7 separate regions of the Homo sapiens genome follow, and all the other regions are linked to region 1. A link is a contact called in ENCODE Hi-C or POLR2A ChIA-PET data. All regions are on one chromosome and are shown on one strand. The core of a region is the stretch at or near the end of the contact, and the rest is flanking DNA. Distances in the headings are between cores, read along the strand shown. Region 1 has its middle 71 kb from the start of ADO. Region 2 overlaps LOC107984238 (a long non-coding RNA gene). Region 3 holds the start of ARID5B (AT-rich interaction domain 5B). Region 4 overlaps ARID5B (AT-rich interaction domain 5B). Region 5 overlaps ARID5B (AT-rich interaction domain 5B). Region 6 overlaps ARID5B (AT-rich interaction domain 5B). Region 7 has its middle 76 kb from the start of LINC02621.

What was found. Hi-C counts contacts between places; a loop is a spot of excess contacts on that map. ChIA-PET counts read pairs that join two places held with the same protein, here RNA polymerase II (POLR2A). Pooled maps may share reads with other maps.
Region 2: POLR2A ChIA-PET joins it to region 1 with 13 read pairs in activated CD4-positive, alpha-beta T cell. The contact joins two enhancer-like sites. POLR2A ChIA-PET finds 5 or more read pairs at or near these places in 2 of 52 experiments (activated CD4-positive, alpha-beta T cell and activated T-cell).
Region 3: a loop to region 1 is called in a pooled map, with 13 times the contacts of the local background. The contact joins the promoter of ARID5B here to the enhancer-like site in region 1. A Hi-C loop is called at or near these places in 10 of 50 pooled maps. POLR2A ChIA-PET finds 5 or more read pairs at or near these places in 2 of 52 experiments (HEK293 and activated naive CD8-positive, alpha-beta T cell).
Region 4: a loop to region 1 is called in a pooled map, with 6 times the contacts of the local background. The contact joins two enhancer-like sites. A Hi-C loop is called at or near these places in 5 of 50 pooled maps. POLR2A ChIA-PET finds 5 or more read pairs at or near these places in 2 of 52 experiments (HEK293 and activated CD4-positive, alpha-beta T cell).
Region 5: a map of naive thymus-derived CD4-positive, alpha-beta T cell shows a loop between it and region 1 (6-fold over the local background). The contact joins two enhancer-like sites. A Hi-C loop is called at or near these places in 1 of 168 maps with a recorded cell type or tissue (naive thymus-derived CD4-positive, alpha-beta T cell) and 8 of 50 pooled maps. POLR2A ChIA-PET finds 5 or more read pairs at or near these places in 1 of 52 experiments (activated naive CD4-positive, alpha-beta T cell).
Region 6: a pooled map shows a loop between it and region 1 (6-fold over the local background). The contact joins two enhancer-like sites. A Hi-C loop is called at or near these places in 1 of 37 single-sample maps with no recorded cell type and 10 of 50 pooled maps. POLR2A ChIA-PET finds 5 or more read pairs at or near these places in 1 of 52 experiments (activated naive CD4-positive, alpha-beta T cell).
Region 7: a loop to region 1 is called in a map of naive thymus-derived CD4-positive, alpha-beta T cell, with 6 times the contacts of the local background. The contact joins two enhancer-like sites. A Hi-C loop is called at or near these places in 1 of 168 maps with a recorded cell type or tissue (naive thymus-derived CD4-positive, alpha-beta T cell) and 9 of 50 pooled maps. POLR2A ChIA-PET finds 5 or more read pairs at or near these places in 1 of 52 experiments (activated CD4-positive, alpha-beta T cell).

What each region holds. Positions count from the first base shown.
Region 1 is chr10:62,731,288-62,735,508 of GRCh38, forward strand. No RefSeq gene overlaps it. Among named protein-coding and RNA genes, the nearest start is that of ADO, 71 kb to the right of the region's middle. Within about 2 kb of position 2,249, at least 6 of the 41 ENCODE cell types and tissues checked have a DNase peak (open chromatin) inside an H3K27ac peak, as active enhancers do.
Region 2 is chr10:63,680,027-63,684,247 of GRCh38, forward strand. All of the region lies in intron 2 of LOC107984238 (a long non-coding RNA gene), which reads right to left. All of the region lies in intron 1 of LOC124902438 (a long non-coding RNA gene), which reads left to right. Among named protein-coding and RNA genes, the nearest start is that of REEP3, 160 kb to the left of the region's middle. Within about 2 kb of position 2,454, at least 4 of the 41 ENCODE cell types and tissues checked have a DNase peak (open chromatin) inside an H3K27ac peak, as active enhancers do.
Region 3 is chr10:61,899,371-61,903,591 of GRCh38, forward strand. ARID5B (AT-rich interaction domain 5B) reads left to right here and starts at 2,329. Exons shown (of 10, transcript NM_032199.3): 1 at 2,329-2,360; 2 at 2,789-3,043. The coding sequence starts at 2,340. RefSeq lists silencers at 851-1,020, 3,761-4,080 and an enhancer at 2,019-2,521.
Region 4 is chr10:61,937,370-61,941,590 of GRCh38, forward strand. ARID5B (AT-rich interaction domain 5B) reads left to right here. Exons shown (of 10, transcript NM_032199.3): 3 at 2,814-3,039. Among named protein-coding and RNA genes, the nearest start is that of ARID5B, 38 kb to the left of the region's middle. RefSeq lists an enhancer at 2,760-2,889. Within about 2 kb of position 2,537, at least 9 of the 41 ENCODE cell types and tissues checked have a DNase peak (open chromatin) inside an H3K27ac peak, as active enhancers do.
Region 5 is chr10:61,986,216-61,990,436 of GRCh38, forward strand. All of the region lies in intron 3 of ARID5B (AT-rich interaction domain 5B), which reads left to right. Among named protein-coding and RNA genes, the nearest start is that of ARID5B, 87 kb to the left of the region's middle. RefSeq lists enhancers at 46-708, 708-847, 1,948-2,197. Within about 2 kb of position 1,901, at least 7 of the 41 ENCODE cell types and tissues checked have a DNase peak (open chromatin) inside an H3K27ac peak, as active enhancers do.
Region 6 is chr10:62,043,529-62,047,749 of GRCh38, forward strand. All of the region lies in intron 4 of ARID5B (AT-rich interaction domain 5B), which reads left to right. Among named protein-coding and RNA genes, the nearest start is that of ARID5B, 140 kb to the left of the region's middle. RefSeq lists enhancers at 2,901-2,950, 3,081-3,220, 4,011-4,070. Within about 2 kb of position 2,308, at least 10 of the 41 ENCODE cell types and tissues checked have a DNase peak (open chromatin) inside an H3K27ac peak, as active enhancers do.
Region 7 is chr10:62,181,548-62,185,768 of GRCh38, forward strand. It overlaps a transcript of RTKN2 not described here. Among named protein-coding and RNA genes, the nearest start is that of LINC02621, 76 kb to the right of the region's middle. Within about 2 kb of position 1,989, at least 5 of the 41 ENCODE cell types and tissues checked have a DNase peak (open chromatin) inside an H3K27ac peak, as active enhancers do.

The sequences.
Region 1 (4,221 bases), core at 999-3,498:
TTTTTTAAATTTTTATCTAAATGGTATTTTATAATTCAGATACTTGTATAGTTTGCTGTTTCTATTCTTATATTACCTTTCAGAGATCGATCCATACTGGTATATGTAGCTCTATCTCATTTACTTTAACTGCTGTATAGTACTGCATTACATGACTAATTCACAACTTGTCCATCTTTTCATTGATAGGCATTTAAATGATTTCCAGTTTTTGCCTTTACAAACAATGATGCAATGAACATATGTTCACCTGTCACTTTGTATACATGTGCAAGAGACTTTTAGCTTACATACCTAGAAGTAGAATGACTAAATCTTAGGATATATACATCTTCAACTTTGACAGATATTGCCAATGCACTCTCCAGCATAGACTCACCAACTTACACTCCCACCAGCAATGTATAAGAATATTTGTTTCCCTGCATCCTTGACAAACTTGGTTTTATCAGATATTATCATTTTTGCCAGCCTCAGGGGTTTGAAATCATATCACACTATGGTTTTGATTTGGATTTCACTTGATATTAATGAGACTGAGTTGTTTCTTTCTTTTTTCCATGACTGTCCAGTTCATATTAGTTGTCCATTTTTATTGGATTATCTTTTCCTATTAATTTGTAGGAATTTAAAACATACATCTGTATCAAGAATTTTTGCTATCTGTAGGCATTATAAGTATCTTCTTTCAGTCTGCAGCTTATATTTTAACTCTCTATTGTGTCTTTGTTGGCACACAAGTATAATATTTCAATATAAGTCTCTTCCTTTGGATGTATGCCTTTTGAGACATAGCTCTGATGTTTTAAAGTGCCCTATGTTTGCAACTCAAAGTTTTAAACTTTCCCTTTCATACTGAGGTCTTAATTCCATCTGTAATTTACCTGGGTATAGAGTATGACATAGGGATATTTCTTTTTTTCCATAGCTAATTATCCCAGCACTTGAGTAGTTCACTCTTTCTCTGCAGATTTGTGTTGCCATCTCTGTTATAAACCAAATTTCCATGTATTCATGGGTCTGTTTCTGGAACTTTTCCCTCTCAATTTGTCTCTCCCTATGCAAATACCAAACTCTTTAATTACTTTCAGAAGGCAGTTTTTACTGACACCTCACTATTTTCTGGGTGAGATGTGAATACCTCCAGGAAGGGTGATGCTCTAAATCAATGACAATGCCATGTGCATACTGTCCTTAGATTCCTTCCAATCTGTCAATCCACTGAGAGGAAATTTTGGTGGAGAAAATCCAAGGGAGATCCAGAGAACACAGGGCTCCAGGAAAGGGGAAAGGAGAGAGACTCAGAGAGAGGGTCTCTCAAGCAAGAAGCAAAACATAGCACCTCCAATTACTCAAACTTTTTCTAGGCTTTATCCTGAACATAGTTATATTTGCCCAGAAATAGCATATTTCAATATATAAATGTACCCCACAGCATTCTATAACACTTATCATAAAATCATAACCAGACCATAGCTAATATTTATTGGCACCTAGGCTAAACATTGATAGTAAATATGACTTTATTAAATCCCATAACGTGGGTAATTTCCCTGAAATATAGATGAGAAAATTGAAGCTCAGAGAAGCAGAGTGATTTGCCCAAGGTCACACAGCTAGTTAGTGGCAAAACCCAATCTACCTTCCTTGCTACTATATTCCACTGCCTCCATGTTGTAGAATGTACCACATTAGAGTGGGATTACCTGCTTTTGAAGGGAGAGAGTGAATCTTGTTTTACCATTACGTTCTCAACCCAAGCACTGTGTTAGTCACACAACAGGCTCTCAATCAATACTTGTAGACAAGAATGAATAGATGCATGTTAGCTGTGGAGTCTGTGGTTTCTGAGTCATGAAAGGTCTACGTGGTTTATTTAGTTGTTTGGGGGAGAACAGTCTTCACCTTACTTCCTCTGAAAGCCACGCCAAGCCTCTTTTCTTCTTACCCTCAGATAATGAGCTGAGTTACAAATACACAGCAAAGTCTTTCCACCTACACAGATCCTAGGAGTGTACAAATTGATTTGGGGGTGGGAGAACCAGGCACACAAAGGTCAGTGCCAGCAGCACTTCCAGCTTGGACATTTGTTTTCATCTTCTAGAAATAATATTCCCATTTCCCAGATGTTTCAGTGTCATCAGCTTTGTTTCTCAGCAGAGGCAACTGCAACTATTCCTCCTCATGAGGCTGCGTGCTAAATCTGAAAAGCGTTTGCAGCTCAGCCCCACAAAGATTGCTGCTGCAGTGGGGATTCCCAGCCAGCACAGAGCCCTTTGCTGTCGAGTGGATTTCCCCGACATAAGAAGTGAGTGGACCACTGGTCCCTGGGGGATTGTCAGCACCATAACTTCTTTGAAAAAAAAAGTATTTTGGGGTGGTGGGGTTGGGAGACAAGGATCTGTAAAGGGAGGCTATAGTGCATTGGGAACTGGTTTGGAAGACATGGCTCTCTCTTCTGCAGAACAGAATGGATTCATCAATGATGGCTTCACAGCAGTTAGGCCTCCATCACCAACCACCTTGGGTTAACTACTTTACCACCTCTGAATTGAGCTCAGCCTCAGAGCTTCTCAGGGCCCATGTGGGCTCCATTCCAGCAATAAGCATTTGGAAAGCTTCGCATCTGAGAAAGTGCCTCCCGTGAGTTATCTGTGCTAGGAACTCACATCTGCTGTCATTGTCATTCACTTGGATTCTGACATTGATCCAGAATTTCCTAGAAAACACTGTGCTTTCTGACTACTGCTGTGATCTGTGGCTCCCAGATCAGCTTTTACCACCAGCCCTTACCACACGCCTTGCTGTGGCTTCTTGCCTTGTCTCCATAAGCATTGCTCTCTGGAGCTGGCACATGACTTGGCAGGAAACCCCTGGCCTAGAAAAGTCTCCTTACTTTCAACACTCCATTCACTCATTCAACAAACATTTCCTAACACCTGCTATGTTCAGGCACTCGTCTAGGCATTGGGATACAACAATAAACAGGCAAAGTCTGTGCTCTCAAAGTCTTGCACTCTAGTGAAGAGGATAGAAAATCTGCACATAGATAAAGAGCTATTGAACATAATATTCTGTAGTAATGAGCAGCACCATGAAGCAAAAATAAACTAAGATTAGAGAATTGAGATTGGCCTGGGGAGGGGGTAGCACTTCAGAGAGAGGGGTCAATGAAGAAGATAACATTGAAAAAACCTGAACAGATGAGAGAGATTACTGGGGGAACATACCTGGTAAAAGGGCCGAGGGGGAAACGTGCTTGGCAAGATTAAGGACAAAAGTAGGTCAAGGTGCCTAGAAAAGAGAGAGAGAGAGAGAGAGAGAGAGAGAGAAACAGAGAAGGTATGAAAGGAAACAAGTGTATCATGATGTGCTCCTAATCAGCCAATCCTCTTAGCTCATGAGACCTCAGCCTAGATCCCCAAACCATCACCTGCCATCTTACCCAAATTATAGACACAAGCATAAAGAGAAATGGAAAGTTTCATGCATTTACCCTTTGCTAATCGATCCAATGACAGTAAACTCCAAGGAAGGCAGTACTAGGAATTCCTGAAGCCTATATGGGGCCAATGAACACTTAGAAATTAGATATGACTATGGAGTAAAGCAGAAAAAGGTCCCTTGGTAGTCCTGGCAAATACGTGGTACATGCGTCACCTCTCCCCACCTCCAAACCCAAGCTCACAAGCCCAGTGCCAATCAACAATGTCATTCTCATTCATTGAAATGGGATTAGTCATCCTGACAGATTATTGACATTCTGGCTCCAGAGTTACCTATAATGGTCTAGTTTCTTGAGATCAGACAACTATTAAGTATCTTTTGGCAACCTTCTGTGACAGCTTTCAGCCACGTTATAAATGAAGTAGCAAAGGAAATATGTTTATTAAGCTTTAACCTGAACCCTTTACATAGACTATAGTGTTATGTTTCAGCAAAGCTCATCTTTGATGACAGTTTTAATCACACTCAGGCCCGCTCAGGCATACAGTGCCTTCGACAGTCACCTACTCACCTCACTGTGCTGTGTTTGACACGTCTGCCATTTCTGAGTGATTCTGGATGTCTCACACTTTTGCTTACCTGCTTCCCAATCAGTACTCCAATTTTGCCATTCTTCCTGCACATGACACCAGGCAGTCAAACCATATATGTACTTAATTCTGCCAAGGATTTCTGTAATACTCTTAAGGTCTCGTGCTAATAATGGGAATTTCT
Region 2 (4,221 bases), core at 1,204-3,703, 950 kb after region 1:
CTTGAATGATCCTAGCAGCTTTATTCATGATAGCCCAAACTGTAAACAACCCAAATGTTTATCATTGAATGAATGATATGGATGAAAAAATTTGGAACATCTTCACTCAATGGAAAACTAATCAGTAATAAAAATTAATTATTGATGCATGCAAAAATGGATGAATATTAAAAAAGATAAAATTGGGCTAATAAAGTTAGACCAAAAGAGTATATATTGTGTGATTCTATCGGTCTAAAGTAACAAGTACAGTCAAGTAATGTCAAGAAGCAGATGATTGGTTTCCTGGGGCTGGAAAATGGGGGTTGTTGGGGGATTGACTGCAAAAGACAGCAAGGGAATTTCTTTTTCTTTTCTTTCTTTCTTTTTTTAATTATATCTTAAGTTCTGGAATACATGTGCAGAACATGCAGGCTTGTTACATAGGTATACATGTGCCATAGTGGTTAGTTGCACCCATCAACCCGTCATCTACATTAGGTATTTCTCCTAATGCTCCCCTAGCCCCCCAACCCGCCGACAGGCCCCGGTGTGTGATGTTCCCCTCCCTGTGTCTATGTGTTCTCATTATTCAACTCCCACTTAGGAGTGAGAACATGTGGTGTTTGGTTTTCTGTTCCTGTATTAATTTGCCAAGAATGATGGTTTCCAGCTTCATCTGTGTCCCTGCAAAGGACATGAACTCATCCTTTTTTGTGGCTGCATAGTATTCCATGGTGTATATGTACCACATTTTCTTTATCTAGTCTATCATTGGTAGGAATTTCTTGAGTGATGGAAATATTGTATATCTCCAGTGGAATGGAGGGTATATGAGTATGTGCATTTGTCTCATCAACCTATACACAGAAAATGGTGCATATTGTATAAAAATTATACCTCAATCAAGTTGATTTAAAAAGAAAAATATCCATGTGTTTATTATGATTTGTGCACTAAAATTATTTCTCAAGATATCTCTTTCATAGAGGTTCCAAATTGGCCTCAACATAGTGCCAGGCAGAAAACTAGGTAACATTTTACAGTTTAACGAAAAGTAGGCCACTGATGCTGGGAGGAGCTGCTCTAACAATCTAACAAATGAGGCGATTCCCAGTCAGGCACTGGTTAAGGGTGATGGCTGGATTTAGGATGTCTGGATTTGCATCTAGCTCACCATCTGCCGGCTGAGTGACCTTGAGAAAGTTACTTAATTTCTCTAAGCATCCATTTTCTCATGTAAAAAATAGGGATAACAATGGTCTCAATGTTCCTGTGTGTACAAAGATTAAACTAGACAGCCTATGTGAAGAGCTCAGGGTATATAAAATTCTTCATCTATATGAGCTATTATTTCTGATTTCATCTCTCACAAGAACACGGAGATACAGAGGAGAAAGAACACAGGAAGGAGAAGTGTATGCAGCTTTATGCATCTGTTTATTCCTTGGTTTCCATTTTTCCTTCATGCTGAATGGAAGGCTCTTGTGAAAGGAATGTTGTCTTCCATTCCCAGAAGAATGGAAACTGGGGACGCTGTACTGAACCCGAGAGACTAGACTAAGGGAAGTGCAGGGCTGAGCTGTACTGCATTCCCAACTTGTCCTAATGATTTTGAGAAGCAGAAGAATTTAATGGCAGGCAGCTGATTTGCATCCATTTACCTGTCTTCACTGTGGCAGGTAATTCTGGGCCACGTCAGGCACAGGTAAATATAAAGCCCCACGGAAATATTATCTCATGCTCACATTTAAAATCACAAATCAAAAAATAAAATAAAATCACAAATCAAGGATCTGTGAATCATCTTGCAATCTGGTTACTTCACATTCTAGCATTATATTTAATGTCAAACTATCCAATATTTAAGATCCTTTATCACAATCAGTAGAGAATGGTGTGTGTTTGAGGGTAGTGTTGCTGCTGCTAAGTTAAAGAATGTGTCTGAGGAATGGAACTTTCCCTCCATTTGTCCTATCTGCTTCTTACTCAAGTATTTACAAATTTGGTTTAGATTTCTGAAGTCAAGTAAATAAATGAATTTTATAAAGTTTTTCTGTGAAAAAAAAAGAATAACAAGTGAAAACATTCTGGAAGACTCACTTATTCAGAAATACTTTATCAGTAGCTCAGCGGTGTGTGTGTGTGTGTGTGTGTGTGTGTGTGTTTATTGGACATTTTTATGGAGTTATTTGGCAGAGTTTGAAAACTCTGAGATATGAAAACTATCTGATCATTTTCTTTGCTTTGACAAATTCTGCCTGAGTCCCCTGTTCTTGAAGTCTTCAAATGAATGCATAATTATCTATAAGCTATTGCACACATTGGTTTGCAAAGGAGAAAAGGCAGGGAGTCAACTTTGCTTAAATGGAATGAATGTTCGTGATTGAATCCTTGTTGGTGTGTGTGCTTCCTGAATCCCTTAGAAGGCTGTGTTCCTAAGACAACATGGAAAATCAGAGGGGATGTTGCAACACATCACCCAAGGGAATGGAAATGTAAGTCTGAGTATAAAATTGAAGACGTCCATCTGTAGGAACAGTGAGTAACTCAGTGAGTGCCCTAAACCAAATGAAACCCAGGTCTTCCTTGGCGTACAGTCATCTGATCTCTATCTCTCTGGCTAAGTGATAATGTGAAGGAGGAGGCCTGAGCTAGCCCAGATTAATCAAGCATGAGAAACTGATTAATATTTTCTTATTTGTCACTTACTTCAGAATAGATTTTTCACATAAAAATATCTGGTTGGATAACTGTTTCAAGTAATATGTGTAAATTTAGTTTTTCTTGCTTGGGGTGTGATTGCTGAGACCTCTAAGAAATGTGAATGTTGGCCGGGAGTGGTGGTTTCACGCCTGTAATCCCAGCACTGTGGGAGGCTAAGGCAGGCAGATCATTTGAGGTTAGGAGTTCAAGACCAGCCTGGCCAACATGGTGAAACCCTGTCTCTACTAAAAATACAAAGAAATGAGCTGAGCATGGTGGTGCGTGCCTGTAATCCCAGCTACTGGGGAGGCTGAGGTATGAGAATCACTTGAACTCAGGAGGCAGAGGTTGCAGTTAGCTGAGATTGCGCCACTACACTCCAGCCTGGGTGACAGAGTGAGACCTTGTCTCCAAAAAAAAAAAAAAAAAAAAGGAAATGCAAATGTTGTTAGTAGAGAAAAACCTAAATTAAATAAGAATTGAATATATAGGGAAACCGTTTAGTCAACTATGAAAAAAACGCTAGCTCCTGGCTTTGGACCTGTAACAAAAAAACTTTAACCCACAATCAGGAGATTCTGCAGATAATTTTAGTTCTGCTACTAACGTTTATGAATAAATTGTGTCAACTCTCTGAACAGTTTCCTTTTCTTGAAAATAAGAAGGAGAGTGTTGGACTTTGTGGTCTCAAACTCTATGATTCTGCCCTGTCTAAACATAGATGAAGTTTTCAAGATCTCTATCTATGGGGAGGCAGGATGATGCCTTCATAACTTTACTGTGGTTTCTCAATCTTTTCATTAACTAATTATGTCATATTTAAGCTCTACAAAAGATGTAAGCAATTAAACTGTAGTTATATGGTTATATAAACTGTCAGGTAAAGATACACGGATATAATTTCAATTCTTCCTGCACTCCCACTTCAGCTACACATAGAGGAATCTTTAATTAAAGGCATAAACCTAAGGCAACAAGAAGACTGTGGTTGCCTCCCCAACCGAACAGTAGGAACCTACCTAGAAATCACACAAAACAGACGCTTGATTTTTCGTGTAACACCTAGGCTTAGTTTGTGTTTTGTTGCACATGCCAATGGGAATCCACAGCAGCAGCATTTTAGAAGCTGGAAAGCCGATGCAGTAGTGGGTACTGACTCAGTAAACCTGAGAATGCCAAATCCTAAACTGACGCTGTGAAGATGAGAACCAACTGGATTTATGCCACACAACCCTGAAAAGCCTCAAAATAGGTGGCGTCAGGGCTGCAGGAGTAGAAGGGAAGTGAGGCTAAAAGAGGACTAAGTCCCGGCCTGGTGGCTCATACCTGTAATCCTAACACTTTGGGAGGCCGAGGCAGGCGGACTACCTGAGTTCAGGAGTTCGAGACCAGCCTGGGCAACACGGTGAAACCCCATCTCTACTAAAATACAAAAAATTAGCTGGGCGTGGTGGCAGGTCCCTGTAGTCCCAGCTACTTGGGAGGCTGAGGCAGGAGAATTGCTTGAACCCAGGAGGCGGAGGTTGCAGTGAGCCA
Region 3 (4,221 bases), core at 1,079-3,578, 830 kb before region 1:
CACGACAGAGACTAACAGAAGCTTTAGGCATATCTATTTTTAAAAAAGACATGTAAAATGCCCCTCAGTCAAGTCCATTCATATGTTAAAAATGAACAAAATGGGCGATTCTAATCAAACGTCTGCAGTATGCATTATAAAGTTAAAAAGAGAGAGAGAAAGCGCAGGAGAGCTATAATTTCTCTTTGTAACCCATGTTTATAAAATAGAAAGATCAGATGAAATTTCAAGAGATAATTAAAGAGTGATGTGCAAGTCATAATTTGGCTAATGTTAAAGATGGGAGACTGCGAATTGTAGTCCTCCATGGTGCAGAGTTGTGATATTACTTTAAATTATTAAAATAGTTTTCGACAGCTTTCAGAATACCGGCTCTTTGGCATGGGCTTTTATTATTTATTGTAATTAGAGGATCTGCCATTTTCTTTCGTTTATCTCTGTGTGTATAGAAACGAGATAGATTTTGCCTTTTATTACTTCCCCATATTCTGAATCAAAAATGTGGTTTAGATAATGTTAAGTGCCCTAATTCTTACTGCAGCGGACGCAGACGTTATGAAAAGGCATAAAAATACACACAGAGGGTCTTTCCACCTCAAGTCACTGAATATGAGGCATTTGTGCTCTGCCGGGTGTATTAACTTCAGCCATGTGAATATAATTTTCATTAAAGTAATCCTGTTTCAACTAGATGCTGTGACTAGAGGTGAAACGTTGCGAAAGCGTTAAAAATAGCTTACTAGTAATTTCAACATCCTGTAATTTTATCACAGATCAAGTTTCAACTGTCATACTATACAGACCTTATTCCCCATATAGTACATGTTTACTTTTTTAGCATGCCAGACCCACTTTGGAAAGATTGGTGCCAATATAATAAAAGCTGGAGGGGGGGTGTGCTGGAAGGAGTGGGAGGAGAGCGGGGAAGGGGGTGGGGGAACGTGGGGGAAGCGAGTACACCATTTTAAATCAACACTGCGAAAATGCAATCTAGCCTGGCGGAGGACCGGCAGCTGGGTCGGAGCTTGCGAGGGCTTTGCAGTCTCTGCCTGTTCCTTGTTCTGTCGCTCTTAAGTTTCTCTGTGTTTGCATAATAGCCGTGCATGCAAACCTCGCAATGCTCCAGGGCTCCAGAACAATAAATATACACATTTAAAGCCTTTATTGTCTTACGGTTCATGCCCCCGGTTTTCAACAGCTTAATTTCTGGTTGTATTTAACTAGTTTGCAAATGGATTTTTTCAGTTTCAAACTATTATTGAGGAAGCTCCCCTCCCTTTTTTGGCGGGGGAGGGGATGGGGGTGGGGTAGGAGTCGGTATATTATTCCTGTAGCGCTGGGTTATATAAACACATTATCATTTGAGAGCGCCCTTGGCGTCCATCAGCATTGTAAACACGTACTAGTGTATATACTTCAAAATTAAAGAATGCACACGCAGAACCGGGAGCCTGAATTCATATTCTGAGCAGACTCGCTTCTCGCATTTATTGATTTATCATGCATCGTTTATTGTTCCAGTCCCTAAATGCAGTCGCTGTCCGTTCAATATTGTTTGCGAAATCCTAAGATGTGTGTGCACTGCTCACTTGTCTCTTTTTTTTTTGCTGAGTATTTTTTTGCGAAGCGAACAAATGCATTAATATTTATATGTTTATATAATCGATAACCCACTTTTCCCTTCCATGTAAATAGGCATCAAAAGATAATTTAACAGATTAGTTCTCGAAAACATGGCAGTGAGGAAGCGTAATTTAACTATCAAACAAATCTACATGTCTAATAACAGCAAATCTGCTAAGAAGCATTAGAAAGAGGAGCAGCGCCCCGGAATCTCTGCAGGAAATGTTCTTTATATTAGACATATACAAGCAGGTCCTGTCAGATGCACAGTGGAGCTCGCTACCCCTCCTCTCCTCCAAAAATCTCATCAGACGATATCCCAGACAGGAGCGGTTAGAGAGAGAGGAATCACATCTCCACACAGTTTTAGGGTGCTTTTTATTTTTACAAATCTTCTTGTGTGTTTTTTGCCTTGATCCATCCTCTTCCCGCCGAGATCGTATGGCGCCTTTCTCTCGATTATGAATTTGATCAATCCATCTTTGGAAGAAAACCCACATAGTTTTTTCAGGAGCTGAAAATTGAGTCGTTATAGAAATATTAGGACATATTTTCAATCATTTCGGTGCCCGAAGGGAGGCAAGAGCTCAGTTTTATATTGAGACATTACGCCGGCTGAAGGCAGAGAATGCGTTTCCCTGCCAGGACCTGATGCAATCCATTCAAGCCAACAAGTTTGGAGAGAATGTTGAGTTCAATCAATTCAGAACGTCGAGATGGAGCCCAACTCACTCCAGGTATTTCGCTCTCCTCCGCTCCTCCGATCCCGGCACCCCCCGGCACCCCCCAACCCCCCAGCTCACCCACACCTCTGCACCCACCCACACCCCCCACAAACTTTTCACCAAACTTTTACCCTCTGCATCCCCCAAAATCATTTTTATTGTTTAAAAAAATCCCTGCACTGATCATACATACATAATGTAATTTTACCGCCTCAAATGGGGAGGTGGGTAGAAGTGGCGGTGGGGGGCCCTGAGTTTTTTTTTTTTTTTTTTTAGGGAAGCAGAAAATTTGTGGGTGCTATTATTTTTCCACCCAGCGTTATATCTGTTGGGTCGTCTGTATTAAGAGAGTGGATGTCTGTGTGTAAATGTGTCTGGGAATAGATGTTTGTGCTCTGATGGCTACATTATTTATTTGGTGTTTTTTTCCCCCCCTGCAGTGGGTCGGCTCACCGTGTGGCTTGCACGGACCTTACATTTTCTACAAGGCTTTTCAATTCCACCTTGAAGGCAAACCAAGAATTTTGTCCCTTGGCGACTTTTTCTTTGTAAGATGTACGCCAAAGGATCCGATTTGCATAGCGGAGCTCCAGCTGTTGTGGGAAGAGAGGACCAGCCGGCAACTTTTATCCAGCTCTAAACTTTATTTCCTCCCAGAAGACACTCCCCAGGGCAGAAATAGCGACCATGGCGAGGTGGTAAACCTGTCTGTCCCCCTCTTCTTTCTTTATTATTTTTCCCCCTAGTAATGCTTATTACAGGGCAAGCTTGAAAATACTGTATTCACTTCTGCAGGCAAGCAGGATCGACTCCTTTTTTAAAGGGGTAGCGCCACTAGCTGGGGCTCGAGTATTTTGCCATTGTCAGAGTTTGGCTGTCAGCTTTACAAAGAGGATCCAACTGCTGATTTTAGTCAAGATCAAATAACTTGTTCGAGAAGGGTTTTGTTCAAGGATGTGTGTGTGTGTGTGTGTGTGTGTGTGTATGTGTGTGTGTGTGTTCATTTGCTCTCCTGCTATTGCCTCTTGAACATCACATGCTTTTTATATTTTTTGCCTTTTGAAAATTTACCTTCGTGTCTGGCTCGGTCGTGTCTGGGTGGATTTCTTTCGGTGGGTTTCGATATTGTTCTTTTTTCAAAGTAAGTATTTGATATGTTTAAGAGGGCGGAAATTACGAAATGGAGGCAGAATGAGATCAAAAGCTATTGAGTTGGCAAAGACGTGTTGAATAAAGTGATAAATGACAGGTACTGGAATAATACATTCAAATAACTTGCAGATCTGCCCGGGCGGATTTCAAAGCGGTGGTGTAACAGGCACAAACACGTTAAGCATTAACAACTATCTCTCGCCCACTCCCCCTCCCCCCGGACAAGCCATTTGATGTTCTAGTTTGCAATTACTCCACGCAAAGTGGACGTCCTCCTGCGCGATCTTTGGGGGTGTGTGGGACGGGGGCGGGGGAGGGGAGGGCAGAGGGGTGTGTGCTCGCCCACTGGCCCTGCGGGTCCAGCGTTCTCCGTGCCCAGACGGCGCTCCCGGGGAGGGCGGGGAGGGGACAGAGCCTCCCCGGCACGTTTCTGGGCGGCCGCGGGGGCGCTCGCCGCGCTCCCGGGAGGACGCCGGAGGTGAGCCCGCTGTCACTGGGCGCCGGGGCGGCCGCCTCCCTTCGGCTCTGTCATTTCATGTGTGACCGCAGTTCTGCGGGCTCCCCTCCTCAGCTGACCGACCTCAGCGCCGTGGTACCTACCGAGGGGAACTATTTTGGGGAGTCTGTGCCCACGGCGCAGCGGGGAGGGAGGGCGCACTGCCGCCTGGCGAGGCTTTGTGTTGCCAAAGCGAGAGCAGGGTAATCAAACAGACTTTTGAGG
Region 4 (4,221 bases), core at 1,287-3,786, 790 kb before region 1:
CTTCTTGACTGGATGAGCTCCTCTTGACTTAGAGGATTTATGATTAAATGAGCTGTTTTTGGACAATGGTAGAAACTAAATCCAAATTACAGAAATAGGCAGTTTAAAACAATGACGAAAGGGGATAAGGACTTAGAACGTGGCTCAACACAGCTTACATAAATATTGATTAAGAGCTGGGTTAATTGAAAAGCCAAGGTACATTAATAGAATAACAAAGTGTATTTCTTTGTGTTCCTTTTGTGTTGTATTAGAGTAAATCAGCAATATTTATCCAGTGCTAATTCTCAGTTTGCAGAGAGCTAATGTAATCATGAGATGAGCTTATTGAAATTCTTTTCTTAGACATAGAGACTTGCCCAAGAATGGTGAGTATTAGGAACTTTAGTCAGCACTTGCTCAGAATAGTAAATGCGAACATGTGATTTATGCCATTGTGTGCACAAAGTAATGTTTCCTGAGACATTTTCTATATATATGTTGGCTACTTTTTGTTTTCTTGTGGTGGGAGGGGGGTGTTGGCTTGCTGTTTCCCCCTCCTCTCCTTATCAGATTTCCTTCTATGGCATTTGACAATGTTGCAGGGCCAGTTTCTCTGTGAATCCACAGTAAAACATACTGGTGGTTTCACAATTAAGCCAAACTTGGGTTTATGGCTTATGCATGTTTATGTGAATTCCTGCATTTGTTTTTATGTGTGTGTGTGTATTCATGAAAGATCTGTTTGAGAGAGGGAGAAAAAGGGAGGACAAAACCTATAGACTGAATCATAAAAGATGGGTTTATTCATTAATGACATCATAAGGATAGTATTTTCTCTTGGTTAATATACTATTTGTTTGGAGGGTGTTGTAAGCCATCCAGAGATAGTCATGCCATTTCTTGGAAAAGATCTGAAGCAACTAGTAATTGAAATGATAATCATTTGATCAGAGAGCTATTTGAAAATAACACTCATCTACAAACTTGTCTCTTCTGGGAAACTGTATTTAGTCAAAATGTTGCCAAATTCTCTCTTTACTAATGTTGAGACTGATACACCTAATTATTTTCCAGTACATTCTAAACTTGATTTCTGGTGTCACCTGTCCAGAAGCTGTTCCCATATGCTTTGAAACAATATCTAGCCTGACTTTATTCTGACATTTAATAATCACCATGAAATAGCTATAAAATGCATGACAACTACAGATCTTTTATTTCAAGAGGATGGTGTGGTGAATCTGAGGGAAATCATCCGTTGAAATGGTACTTTGTAATGGGCCCCATTGTTTATAAAGTACTCAAATTTTTTCTTGAGCGCACGATAGAAACACAGTTTCCACTTTGTCTCCCATTTAGTGGTAGTTCATATTTAATCATGATAAGGGAAAGGATTCCATTACTAAAGTTTTACTTTTCATTTTTGATAGAGTATTTGTTACTCTGCTGCTGCCTAATAGACTTTCTTCTCAGAAGCAGCTTGGAACTCAATGAGGAAAATTGAAATTTTAGATCCTACCTTAAAACATCAGAAAAAAAAAAAAACCCTCAACCCAGGGCTTCTTATTATGTGAAGCTTACCCTAATAACCTTTTTTTGTTCGAATTGGAGAAGTGTGTGTGTGTGTGTGTGTGTGTGTGTGTGTGTGTGTGTCGGTGGGGCAGGGGGAGGAGGAAAAAGTCATGTTTGGGGAGGAGGAAAAAGTCATGTTTAACAGCAAAATTAGCCAAAATCAGTTGTGAATTCCTTTTGTTTAATAGCTTTGAGACATCTTCCTGTTGTTGTTTGTCAAAAATATTTCTAAGATTTTGTAATCTTAGGGGTTTTCACAGCCAAGCTTTCTTCAGAAATGTGAAATAAAAGAAATGAAAGAAGTCAGTTCAAGTTGAAATGTCAGATGCTTAAATAACTTAACTTAAAACCCAGTGAGATGATCTTCTTGAGCCTTTTCCAAAGAATCTTTGGGTGAAGGGGCCTCCCTTTGTTCCATGTATGGATGTCTATTAAAGATCTTGCTGAATTAATTCTGAGTCAGAAAAGTTGGTTGTTTCCTAGAAGCAATTAGAGATGCTTAACATTCAAATTTATGATCCAGAGGAGAAACTTGCATTTCAACTACTTTTCTTAAATTCAAAGACTTTTTCCTCACTCACCCTCTCACCCTCTACCCCATCTGTATTAAAAGAAAAAATCAGTTCATTTCTCAGCTTACAAAGTTTTTGAGAAACATGAGAATGTGTAAGTTTCTTTCAGTGGGAAGCACATAACATTTATGAAGTATTTCTTTTGGGATTACATCACAGTTTTATTTAATTTTTAGGACAAAAGTTAAATTCAATATTTGTGTATAAGCCAAGGGAAAATGTACCATAAACATAGGAATTTGGGGGTGAGTCAGAGTTCCAAGAATCCTAGATTTACTTAGACCATTTATGTAGAGACAGGCTCACCATTAGTCATCTAGCTTTCACTTTTTACATTTGCAATTAATTACACCTAAAAACTAGCTTTCACCCAAGTGGTCAGCTAGGTAGAGTGTGAACTTGGGCAACCAACATTAAAAATGGCTTATTAGAATTACTGTCCTATTTTTGGATACTTTCTAATTGTATAACAAACATAAAAATTATTCCTTAACTAAACAACTAGCAGTGAAAAACCATTGAAATGAAGTGAGTTACTAAAGATTCTGTGTCACCAGAATGCACACAGTCTCCTTGCATTAGGTTAAACCACTCACATGGCATTTCAGATGGGCCTTGTGGAGAGTGGATCATTTCCCTCAAACCTATAAATAACGTTTTTTGTTCTTCCCCAACCACCTCTTGTAGGATGAAGTCATTGCTGTTTCCGAAAAGGTGATTGTGAAGCTTGAAGACCTGGTCAAGTGGGTACATTCTGATTTCTCCAAGTGGAGATGTGGCTTCCACGCTGGACCAGTGAAAACTGAGGCCTTGGGAAGGAATGGACAGAAGGAAGCTCTGCTGAAGTACAGGCAGTCAACCCTAAACAGTGGACTCAACTTCAAAGACGTTCTCAAGGAGAAGGCAGACCTGGGTAAATATGACTTGTAATTTTAAATCTAATGTGTGGGCGTATATAGTAACTTTTCGGTTGAAGATTTTTCTGGAAACACTATCATTTATATATAAATGTATTTCAAATTTCTTTAACCTCAAAGGGTCCTAAGAATATGGATGGAGAGATGACTGGATGGGTAAGGGATGAGTGTTACCTGTTGGATCAAAGGACCTTTTATGTATGGACCCTTGTGCTGGGGTGATACAGTGGTTCTAAACAATTTTCAGTGTGATGTCAAGGCATACAATTTAATTAGAGCACCTAAAATTGAATTAATGAAGAGTTTAAATACTTGCTATAAGTATGTAGTATGACATCTATTAACACCATGTCCCAATTTCATGTTTTACATTGAGTGGAAAACAAACTGAGGAAAAGGGATGAGTTCCTCAATGTGGAGCAAGAGAACAATGTCAAGCCAGGGGATCCACTGGTTGGCAACCAATGGCATAGGTTTGCTTGATCTTTTAGTGTTCAGTGGTACCATCAACTATATATATATATATATATATATATATATATATATATATATATTTTTTTTTTTTTTTTTTTTTTTTTTTTTTTTTTTTGCTTCCCTCTTCCACTGTAAGTTTAAAGGAGAACTTGGGCTTTGGAGTAGTTGTGCTGATTGGTGTTTACATACTAACTCTGCTGCTTCTTAGCTGTATGGCCTTAGGCAAATAATTTAACTTCTAAGCCTCAGTTTCCCCATCTAAAAAATAGGGGAACTTTACAGGGTTATTGTGAGATGTGAGATAGAAGGGGTAGAGCACATTGACTGGCATAAAGGAGGGGCTTCATAATTAGTTCTATTGCTTTTTCTTAACACTTTCTTCTCCAGTGACATTTTGTGTCCTTTCATTGCTTTTTTTTTTTCTTCTGTTTGTATTCCCGTGTCATTCACTGATTTATTCTCCTAGCATTGCCCAAGACGAAAATTGTTGTCCTCTGATTTAGACTAGTTATTTCCTCTTTAGGCAAAGAGGAACTGCACTTTAACATATTAAGGCATCTTTTTCTTTCATTTGCGCACAATGCTGATTTTTGCAGTCCTATTTTACGCCTTAATGTGACAACTTCCTGGTTTTTTTTTTTTTAAACCCAGAACTTAACTATTACAACAAACCTAGGCAATTTATTTTAATTGGCATAAAGAGA
Region 5 (4,221 bases), core at 651-3,150, 750 kb before region 1:
CAAGTCATTCACCTCATTGAGCTGCCTGTGTCCTCCTGTATAAAATGGGACTATTCTTGACAGACCCTAAGAGAGATTCTAGGAGGATTGAATGAATCTAAGCACATGAAAGGGCTTTATAAATTTGGGAGTGTTATACAGATGAGTGATTATACCATGCATAATAAACTATTTGTAATTATACAGTGTTAAGCTGGCTGTGTGTGCTGAGAAGGAGAGCTGAAGGGAGCAGGGCAATTGCTGTAATCAACATTCGGGTGTGTTATGTCCCCAAAATGTGATCAGGGAAACACTAACTTGTTGAGGTGAGCCATGAATGACAAAAAAGTGGGGGAGGGTGAGGAAGCGGATGGGAGAGGATTTCATGGTAAAATAAAGTCAGAAAAAGCAGCATCTTCCCCCCTGTGCATTAAAATGTCCATTAGCATGTTAAAGGCTCCAAGCTGTTTGTGTAACTTTTTGTTAAACTCAGTGTTTCCCGTGCTGTGGTGCCCCTTTTCCACATAACCCTTGGTAACATACTCCCTTCTTTCTCAAGGAACTAGTGTTCCTTGGCATACTTTGGAAAACAGCTTGCAAAGCAATAATCAGACAAGTACCTACGGGGCGTTCACTGTGTGCTACATTAGCCTGACTACTTTGCATCTTTTAACTACTGTTAAAGACCCCCCAGGAAGTCACTGTTCTTAAGTCCATTTTACAGTTTGGGAACCCAAGGCTTAACAAAAGGAACCAAAGGAAGACTATAGAGATGGGGTTAGGGTGAAAAGAACCATGAAGACATCTGGGCACTAGTAAGAAGCAAGAGGAAGACATAGTGCTACCTGGTGAAAGCTGCCGTCAGGGTGGAGCTGTGGCCTTGGCCAGAGCTGCCAGGCCAAAGCAGAGATGGGGCAGAGAAGAAATATGACAACTTCTCACTCTTTCCCACATGCGATCTGTTAGGTGTCTCCCATTGGCTGAACAAGCAGAAGCCAGCCAGCCCATGAGGGAGCCCAATGATACAACATTCAGGGGTCACAGAGCAAGGAAGAAAGAATGGGTAATAGATCCGGGAGTAGGATGAGAACAGAGGGACAGTGAATAACCAGAAAAAGAACCAACATTAATTAAAAATCTATCATGTGCTTCGCTTGTTTCCAGGGTGTTAGGAATTCAGACATGCTACAGACCTAGCTCCTGCCCTTCAAAGAACCCATATTCTGGAAAGGAGAGTCCAGCTTGAACAAGTAAATGCAGCCAAGTGTTACAGAGTAACTGTATCTTAGAAATTAAGCTGATATTCGTGATCCAAAATAGCAGATTTCTGGCAGCAAGACTATATTCTCTAGATCAAGGGTCAGCAGAGCCAGATAGTAAATATTTTAGATTTGTGCACCATAAGGTCTCTGAGGCAAATGCACCACTCTATAATCACACAACTGTGCCGTCGTAGTGTAAAAGCAGCCAAAGACAATATGTAAATGAATGTGCATGACTATGTTGTAATAAAACTTTATTTACAAAAACAGGTGTTGGGCTGAATTTGGCCCATAGTTTGCCAACCCTTTCAAACAGAAATAACCTTAAAGAAATATCTGAGAGATACCCAGAAACAGGGATCTGTAGCACTGGTAACTCATGGTATGAAACCACAGAACTATCACTGGAATTAATATAGTAGTCACGAGCAATTTGTTTATTGTCTTTTATGAGAAAAGAGAGGTAGGTTTGGATGTTAGAGATTGGGGAAAAGGGGATATTTGCTGTGGAAATGATTTTCAGCAGATGGTAGGTACTTTGGGAAAGGTGGCTAAACTAGAGCCATCCTCCTCCTGTCTTACATCAGCTTACTCAGTACTAACCCTGTACAAAAAGGAAGTAAAACAGAGCACATCTGTATCATCAGCTTTCAATGATGTTCTTCCATGGTGCACTGTGACAGCACATTAGAAGGTGCCGGAGTTTTTATATGACTGCTTTGCCGTGAGATTAAATAGTGGTTTCAGTTTCCAGTAGGTTTCATAAGTATCTCTTTCAGCTGTTAAATTACTTTTAGTAATGTGCACACTAGAAAAAGAAAGAAAGAAATATCCATTCTGAACAACTGGGTGTCATGACAGAAAACAGAGCAGATGGTTTTGTGGACATGGCACCAAGTGAACCTGTAGCTGGTTACAGCAGAAGGATATGTTTAACCCAGAGGAGAGGGCTCTCACCAGGTCTTAACAGTTGAAGCTTTTAAGAGATTATTATTTTACTTTGAATTGATTTTTGTTATTCACCAGAAACCAAAGGTGGCAAGCGAGAATCTCTACTAAAATAACTATACTTGCTAACTTTGGGTCTTTGTTGGGGCTTTGGGGTATCAGAACAATGAAATAACAGGCACTGTGAGGCTTTTCCTCCTGTTCTGTTCTCCTCTCCTAGCTATATTTCAGAACATCTTATCTCAAGATAGTTGGCCAAAAGGAACCTGTACACAGAACAACCTCATTTTTCCCAAGTGCCTCTTCGGACCCAGGACACAATGATTTTAAAATTTCTTTTCAGGCAGACGCTCTAAAGAGAGCTATGCTGTTCAATAAGGTAGCCACTAGCCACCTGTGACAACTAAGCCCTTGCAATGTGTCTTGTCCACTTCAAGAGATGCTATAAATGTAAAATACACACTATATTTTGAGAGCTTACTATGAAAAAATAATGTAAATATGTCACTAGTAATCTTTTTTTTTCTTTTACTTTTTTTTTTTTTTTTTGAGTCTTGCACTGTCGCCCAGGCTGGAGTGCAATGGTGCAATCTCGGCTCACCGCAACCTCTGCCTCCTGGGTTTAAGTGATTCTCCTGCCTCAGCCTCCCAAGTAGCTGGGACTACAGGCATGTGCCACCATGCCTGGCTAATTTTTTGTATTTTTAGTAGAGACGGGGTTTCGCTGTATTAGCCAGGATGGTCTCGATCTCCTGATCTCAAGATCCGCCCACCTCAGCCTCCCAAAGTGCTGGGATTACAGGCGTGAGCCACCGTGTGCGGCCAGTAATCACTTCTATTGATCACATGTTAAAATAATATTTTGGATATACTGGGTTAGATAAAATAGCTTACTAAAGTTAATTTCACCTGTTTTCTGTTTACATTTTCAATGTGTTAATTACAAGTTGGCTCACATTGTGTTTCTATTGAATAATGCTGCTCTAAAAGATTTTTGAAAAAAATAATCCATGTATTCCTTTGCCCAGTTTTAAGTGGACATCTACATTTTTAATCATGTTTTGAATAAATTTTGTGTTAATAAGTAAAAAATGTTAAACATGATAGGAAATGAAATAAGATGGTGATTAACTATAATTAGAAGACATATTACATATGATTTGATAAAAATCTGAAGTTTAAATCTGTGTTTAATAAAGCACAACAGTTCTAAAATAAATTATCTAAAATTTTTATGCATAGGTTTATGCAGTTTATGTCAAAAAATCTGGTAGCCTTGCCGTGCATTCCAGCTACACTTTAATGGATCAGCATCGTTAACCTTTATTAGTTTGGCTTTTCTGAATTTAGAGCATCATAACACAGGCCAAAGTACTCTATTTCTAATGCTAAGCTTCCTCTTGAACAGAACTATGTGCAAAAAGGGAAAGATCAAAAGGCTATGGCTTGAGGTTCCTTGATAGATCAATAAGGAAGCATCTCCAAAACCAATACTTTGATTTGACTCTTTAGTGCTCATAATAGGACTAGGGATGGAGGATGGGTGAAGAAGGAGATGGGCTGTTCTGATTGCTGGCTCATTCTTGGGCAGATGCATTAGGGAGTGGAGTAGTATCTAAGTTGAAGATCTGCCCCATCCCTATGTAGGTTCCCTTTAAAAAGTCTTCTCGTACCCTCAAAGGAGAGATTCACCATTTTGAAGACCACTGATTTAAGATGAGTCACTGACAGAGGCAAGAGGCCTTTTCCCTTCTTTCCTTGTTGAGCTGCCCCAGAAGCCCTGCGGTAAGGTGAAGGAAAACAATGCAACCTATAAAAGTGCTCTTGACACAGATGTTAGCTCCCAGAAGTCAGTGCAGTTGCAGAGGTGGCTCAGCACTTAGAGCATGGTGGACAAACTCCTCAAGTGGCGAGATTATTTTATTTTTTAAAGTCACTAAAATGAGATGACTGCCTAACCACATGACCCTTTGTCTAAAAAAGGCCTGCCAGGCAGTGGCTACAGTCATGTTGGGCAGATAACCTTCTCCAG
Region 6 (4,221 bases), core at 1,058-3,557, 690 kb before region 1:
TTCAAAAAAGGCTTGCTTGTGTTTTAATGGCAAGAATGCATGGAGTCACATGCTTTCAAACCAATTAGCAATACAGATGAGCTAGGAAGTCCTGTTCCATTTATGGGTTGGGGGAAGGGTAGAAGTAAAATAATCTGTTTTTAAGTGTTTCTGAGAAATGAAGACCTCCAGGGCAGAGAGAGACGGCGGATCAGGAAATAGCTATGCAAATCACATGCCTAAGAAATTACTAAAACCTTGATCAGGAGCATTAATAATTACTCCAGCATTCACAAGTATGAAACAGAGTGAGTAAGACTGGGCATGTATTGGAATGGATTACAAAAGTGTTTACTTACATGGTTTGTTGAGCAGTCAATGAAGTCCATGGCTGTTTTGGACTTAAACTGCCCAAGCAATCCAGGTATAGCAAAGGCAGTAATACATTACTCTCATTGTTGACTCTTGGGGCTCTCAATGATTTTGACAAAGAGGCAAAGTGACGACCTCATATGAAGCCAGCTTCTTTTTTTTTTTTTTTAAATGTTCTTTCTAACACCACAACTGCTCACCCTTCCAGGAGGAAGAACAAGCACTTGGATTCTGTGAGAGCAGAGTTCATTGGAAATGCTAAATTGTAGTTTGTGGTTCAAGCAGTGTAGGGGTATGACTTGGGCAAAAGCACACTTGGAAACTCAAAGTCCAGGTCTTTATATCGCATGATATCCAGTGTGATGAGTGTAAAATTTCTCTAGGGCACATCCATCCATTAGTGATTGGGGTTGTCTGCTCTTGATGACATTTGAACATGAAAAGTGTTTAAATCTGGCTCTAGAATTTGGGTTCCAGACTCTGGGTTCATTTGCTCTTTTTTTTTTTTTTTTTTTTTAAGAGACAAGGTCTCACTCTGTCACCCAGGCTGGAGAGCAGTGGCACAGTCTAGGCTCACTGCAGCCTCAAACTGCTGAACTCAAATAATCATCTCACCTCAGCCTCCCAACTAGCTAGGACTACAGGCACATGCCACCACACCCAACTAATTTTCGTAGAAACAGGGGTCTCATTACATTGCCCAAGCTGGTCTCAAGTTCCCGGTCAAGCAATATTCCCACCTCCCAAAGTGCTGGGATTACAGTCATGAGCCACCACCAGGGCTTCATCTTTTTAATGCCTTTATCTGAGAAAAAATAATTACTCTGAAGAGGAAACTGTCAGAACAATTGCCAAATAATGAAACTTTTGCAGTATTGTGTTTCCATATCTATTGTTCAAAATTCATCATCAGAGTTAGAACGTCGCGCAGGATCAAGTTGTGCTTGTCAATGGCCCAGTGTGTTTATATCTCATACAATGCAATTGCTTCTCAGGCATTTCTGTTGGGTGTGGAAGACTGATTTTGGGAAAACAGAATGAAAATAAACTTGAATATTTCCTAAATTCGTATGTGATCAGTGTTTTGTGAATTTGTAGAAAGATTCAAACAATTGAATAGAAATTTAATACCAATGGTCACTATATGAAATATAACTGTGGATTTGAAATAAAAATTTCAGGGACTTATTTATGAATTTTTAAATATTGGCTTTAAGTTAAAGCCAAAATGAGGTCTGAGAGCTTCTAGTTTTCTTTTGTTCCCCCACATATTTGAAAACTGAAATTCTGTAAGAGATTATCTGTGAAATGCCTTTCTTTCATTACACCCATAAATTTTAGGAGTGGCTTTGATCAAGCCTTCTGCCATTCTTGGTTTCTAAGTCTTTTACTCATACGTTAATAACTTTAAAAACATTCGTTCTATTTTTGTTGTAATGAAAGAGGAAGTTTCCAAATAGTTAAAAGGGAAACATTGAAAATAGAACACAGTAAATGATAACTAAATTAGGGTAGGTTACTCCTCCCCCCCGAAAGAGCAATGCTCCATGCTGAAACTTGCCAGGGTATTTTTTTTTTTTTTTTTTAGACGAAGTCTTGCTCTGTTGCCTGCCCAGGCTGGAGTGCAGTGGTGCGATCTTGGCTCACCACAACCACCGCCTCCCGGGTTCAAGAGATTCTCCTGCCTCAGCCTCCCGAGTAGCTGGGACTACAGGTGCACACCACCATGCCTGGCTAATTTTTGTATTTTTGGTAGAGACAGGGTTTCACTATGTTAACCAGGCTGGTCTCGAACTCCTGACCACGTGATCCACCCGCCTCAGCCTCCCAAAGTGCCCAGCCAGTATTTTAAGATTATTGTCTGAAAAGAAAATGTGCCAGAGAATTGATATCCTCAGAGGAAAAGCATTACAGAAATGCAGGGTATTATCAGTAACGCATACTATACATAGAACAATGTTTGTCTTCCCTAATACTGTGATCAGTGGAGTTTTGTTTTCTGGCTCGTGTTTAAAAGACACACGCAACTTGCAAATCGAATGAGTTAACGCTCCGCCGACTTCTCTAGACATTGACCTCGGGGGTCAAACTCTTAGGAAAATTGTGCTGGTTTTCCATTCCCCTGATTCCAGTCCCTACCAACAAGTAAATCCTATCTCTGAGTGGAAGCTCACAAAGAATTTCTCGAGAGAATATGTAGCTGTGTTGGCAACAAGTCTCTCTGCAAAATGGGAAGGAAGAGTTGTTAACTGATGAGTCAATCCAGCTTTTATAGCAGTTTATCTATCTTCGTGGTATTTCCAAGAGCATAAATGCTATTAAAAAAAAGAGACGGTCATGACAGGAAGAACACAGTAGAAAAAAACAGGAACATTTAAGCCAAAAGCAATTTACTTTGCCAGTAACTGGTTACATTTCCCTTTGTTTTATTATTATTATTGCAAGAGTTGGGGTTGACATAAAAGTTTCCCACACCTGCACTGCCCTGCCATGTAACTTGTGTGAACCCGTAGTGAAATAAATATATAAACAAATTGTCTGCAACTCAGCTTCTAGACCCTTTAAGAAAAACAAACTTGTTTTGCTATATTGTTGAGAAAATAGACTATAATTCATTAATATTTGAAGGAGTTTAAAAAGAAAAAACAAACATGGGTTAGCTGTCAGAGTAGCCTGGAGCTCTGGAGGTAGCTTGATTCTCTGAGGATTAACACCTATAGAAATAGCAGTGACTTCACAAAGGTGAATAGTTGTTAATTTCTTGGCACTGAGTAAGAGGAACAGATGGGCAGTCAGAGGGGAAAGATTTTTTTTTTAAACCACAGAGATCTTTCACTGATTAGGCAGAAGAGTCAGTGGCCCACTGGTTAAGGAGGGTAATATGTAGGGCTCTCTGACTAAGTTTTATTGGCCTTAGTGGGAGTCTTGCCACCTACTGCTGGGTCAAGACTAAAGGGGACCCCACTCGCTGTCAATTCTGTCGGACAGTGTTTCCTGTCTGGGGTGGGCTGCAGCACCCTCGTGCTATGTAGTACTTGAGTGTTTTCATTTGCGGAGAGCTCCCTGGTGACTGCCAGCCCAAGTTAGTATGAATACTTCATTTTGAGGCAATGTGTGTGTGTCTGTGTGTGTGTGTGTGTGTGTGTGTCTGTGTGTGTGTCTGTTAGAGATAAGTTGCTTAAAGCAGGGGCTCTGGATAAAGTCCAGTTGCCTGTGTTGAAATCCTTCTGCTGCCAGTAACCATTTGTATGGTCTGAGACAAGTAATTTCATCTCTGTCTCAGTTTCCTGGTCTGTAAGATGGGGATAAGGATCATGCCTTCCTCTTTGGCTTGCTGTGAGTTTTAGTGGAATTATTGTATGCAAAGCACTCAGAAGAGTGACTTGTACAGAGAAAGTGCTCAGAAATGGTTAGCTACTATTATTATTCACTTAGCTACTCTTATTATTCATGTATAATACTGAAAACATTCATGCAAAGAGCATTTACTGAACTCTGTGATAAGCCAGGCCAGTGAATCATATACACACGTAAAAGTAACAGTACGTCTATTGCTTTGCACTGTTTTTTTTCTAATAAAACTGACTGAAGCCAGATATGCTATCAGTAAGGGTACTGCTCTCTCCCTAGCAGAGCTTTTTCTTGGTAGAGATCAGTCTCACCTAAAGAACAAGAGCTGGTCTAATTCTGGAGTCTTAGGATTTAGGTTCTGTCAGTAAGTACATAGCACTGAGCTTTCAAGGAGAGGGCAGGTGTAGGTCCTTGCAGGGTGGCTGGAAGGAGGTGGGGCTGTCTCTTACATGAGTGAATTAAAGTCCGCAGACCCATCCCACTCCTGCCCACCAGCACACCATAATGCACCTGTTTTCA
Region 7 (4,221 bases), core at 739-3,238, 550 kb before region 1:
GTGGGCGCCTGTAATCCCAGCTACTTGGGAGGCTGAGGCAAAAGAATGGCGAGAACCTGGGAGGCGGAGCTTGCAGTGAGTGGGGATACCGCCACAGCAGTCTGGCCTGGGCGAAAGAGTGAGACTTCGTCTCAAAAAAAAAAAAAAAAAAAAAAAAAAAGACTTGAATGAAGTGATGATAGTTGGTGTAAGAGCATTCCAGGAAGAGGAAACAGCAAGTGCAAGGCCCTGAGGCAAGAGCATGCCAGGCATGTTCAGGACAGCGCAAAAGCCAGTATATGTGGAACAAAGAGAGTGAAGTTTCTCTAGAGTAGCAGGAGATTAAGTCATATAGGTAATGGGGTCAGCAGACTGTGGACAGTCTTTTACTTCAGCTTTTACTCTGAATTAACTGGGGAGCATTTGAATGTTTTTTGCGCATGGAAGGTATACGACCTGACTTGTGTTTTCACAGGATCCTTCTGTCTGCTATCCTGAGTATAGACAGTAGAAAGCTATGTAGTAGTAGGGAGACCAGTTAGAAGGCTATTGTAATAATTCAGGCAACAGATGCTAGTGGCTTGAGTTAGGGTGGAAGCAATGGAGATGGTGATAAGTGGTTGGATTCTGGAGATATTTTTAACATATACTCAATAAGATTTGCTGGTGAATTAGATAGATGGTGTTTTGGATAGAGAGGAACCAAAGATGACTTAAAGGTTTTGACCTGAGCAACTGGAAGGATCGAGTTGGTGTTTACTAGATGAATAAAACTGTGAGAAGGTCAGAATTGGAACAGAATAGCAGAAGATCTTTTTAAAGTTTGAAATGACTACTATGCTTCCAAGTGCAGCAATTTAATAGGAGCTGCAACACACAAGTTAAGTCCTCACTTAACGTCATCAGTAGGTACTTGGAAACTTCAGCTTTAAGGAAACACACAATGGAACCAAATTACTGCAGGCTAATTGATATAAACAAGAGCTAAGTTCCTATGGCATATTTCTGGTCACAAAAACATCACCAAACTTCTAAAGAGTAAAACACTTCTAATATTAAACACTGAAATAAATGCGAACTATATATACTTTTAAGAAAGATTAATAAAAACAAGATAATTATTACCCAATTATTCCAGATGAGGGTTGAGGGTGGCCAGAGTCCACCCCAGCAGCTCAGGGTGCAAAGCGGAAGCCACCCTGGCCAGGACGCCATACCCTAGCAGGGGGCACCTCACACACACACCCACACAGGCTGGGACAATGTAGACACACCAATTCACCTGACATGCACATCTTTGGGATGTGGGAGGAAACCAGAATACCCAGAGAAAACCCACACAGACATGGGGAGAACATGGGAACTCCACACAGACAGGGGCCCCGGGCAGAAATCAATTTTTTTCCAATCAACAGTATAATGAAATGACACTGAATGGAATGATGTTATTTGAGGACCAACTGTCATTGCGTGTATGTATACATGTACACATTTTTATTTTACTTTTTATTAAGTCTTTATTATGTTATTATTTATTTATTTCAATAGGTTTTTGGGGGACCACATGGTGTTTGGTTACATGAGTAAGTTCTTTAGTGGTGATTTCTGAGATTTTGGTGCACCCATCACCCACATGCACACATTTCTAAATGCATAAAAAATTTTTGGAAATATACATTAAAAATTATTAACAGTGGTTACCTCTGGGTAATAGGAATCTTTGGAAACTGGCACTGGAATGTTAGAGGAGGAAGTAATATATGTTTTTGTTTTTTGATACCTTTCTGTATCATGTATGTACGTATATATGTATTACTATGTTCTATGTTACTTTTATGATTAAAAATTACTTAAAATTCTTGTGGTTGGTGAAATGAACCAAGTCACTGCAAACAGAAGTCTTACTAGGAAAGTCCACATTGGATCAGGGGTTTATAAGGTCCTTTCAAGCTCTGACATTGATTTCTGCAACTGGGTGTTAACTGGTAAGTCTCCCCGTCATTTCCTCCATAGGCTTCTGTGAAATTTGGTGTGTGAACAGCCTCTCTAATTCATCTGCTTCATCTTGAAAACAGTACCAAGAGCTCTCGGTGCTTAAATACCTCACAGGAAATTTGAGGTTGGATGAGATAAGGTGTTCAAATACTTTGAGTTACCACAAACACAGGTGCTCATGTAGGCACAATATTATGAGTCCTGGAATATTAACAGACCTAGTAAAAAGAAGCTGTTTCTGCCTTTTGATCACATAGGCATTTTGATACTCATGAACTCCATTTAGTCTGCGGTGGAATGAGTGTTTCTCCACAAACAGTATTAATTTTAGCATTTTTGTTCATGCCTTCTGTCAAACAAGATTTCTTCAGCCTTTGATTTTTATCAAGATTCACTTTATTCTTCAAAGCATTTAATTCAAGGTTCACTCCATCAGTGGGTGGATTAGTTGAGTAACTGAAATACCAGTGTTGAATGCCATAGTAGTTATAATATTTCTCTTCACAGGAGATATATTTACCAAAGTCATGTACTAATGAACAATGAAGTGACTGTCCAAATAGCAGACACCTGGTAAACACTGAATGGAAAATAAACATGGACAGCTCTACAAAATGTTTACTCAATGACTCTTAAATATTCTTCTAAGGTCACTATTATGTGTCAGGTGCCGTACTGGGTGCTAGGAATACAGGAAGGAGACGCGTTGTCTTTTCCCTCATGAAGCTTACATTCTACTAGAGAAATGTCACATTGTATTTTAAATTTTTCACACTGGTTCTAATGAAGTATTTGAGAAGCTATGTGAAGAGGAATTTGGAAGTTGCTGGCAGTTTCTGGAGATTATGTAGTTGATTACTATTATTCTGAAAAACAAAAAAAATCACCTTTAGTCACCCACAGAGGTAAAGAGAAAACCAGAAAGTCACCACCAATCAGAATCACAAAAGGCAGTCAGTGGAAAAGATTGCAAGTTTCAGGAAAAATGAGTTGTCTTAATATGTAAAAAAGCCTTTCTTAGAACTGGAACTTACAAGAAATGGGCTGAAAATTCTAAAAGCAAACAACCTTAAAGAATAATGTCAAACAGAGGCTGGATATTCATGAATATGATTGGTTGGGAGCATGGCTTCCGCCTACAGAAAGAGGTTGAAGTAGATTACCTCTGAGGAGCCTTCCTAGTCTAATTGAATAAGTACTGCAGTTATGAAATTATATTTTCTCTAGAGAACCCTTTCTCAACAACCAAATAACCCAAGTCGCTAATATTCTATTTATATTTTATAATTTCTTAACCAAGATCTCAAATAAGAACTAAGTAAAGAAAAAAACAGGCCTTGTTAGTTACTGAAGAGTAAATAGAAGTATAGTTTTCACTAGACAGTCTTGCCTGAAGCTCAATTAGAAATCTTACCATTCACTGGTAAAACATCTGCCAAAGTTAACAGGTAAACCACTAATTGGTAAGCGGTCACTCCAGGGCCCCTGCCATCATCACCATCCCCAACTCCCAGGAAATCTTGCAAAAAATTTTCCCATTGTTCTGCCTCCCTTTTCTAACTAATTTGCCAGCCAAATTTCTGTTTTCAGTACTAACTTTAGATGACTCTCCTCTCATGACAGCTTGACTTGTCACTCCTTATTTCTATAATCTATCAAAAATAGGACCTCCACAGTTAAAAAAAAAAAAACCCTCATAATTTGTATGGCAGATCCTCCAAGTTGACTGGTACTCAGGCACCAAGTCAGTCCCAAACTAAGGAATATTGATTGCATCAGTTCTTCCAGCTTTGATTCAAAGATTGCTTTTGGCAGGCTGGGCACGGTGGCTCAGGCCTGTAATCCCAGTGCTTTGGGTGGCCGAAGTGGGCAGATCATGAGGTCAGGAGTTCGAGACCAGCCTGGCCAAGTTGGTGAAACCCCGTCTCTACTAAAAATACAAAAATTAGCTGGGTGTGGTGGCGGGCACCTGTAATCCCAGCTACTCAGGAGGCTGAGGCAGGAGAACCGCTTGAACCCGGGAGGTGGAGGTTGCAGTAGTGAATGGAGATCGTGCCACTGCACTCCAGCCTGGCAACAGAGCAAGACTCCGTCTCAAAAAAAAAAGATTGCTTTTAGCAAAGACATTGACTCAGTTTCAAATCATGGTGAGACATCAAAGGAAAAAATTCTTGGTTTGGTTCCTTTAGGAAGAGACCCGGTTAACCTGACATCTGAATTCATGGCACAGTTACATGTGACTGCTGA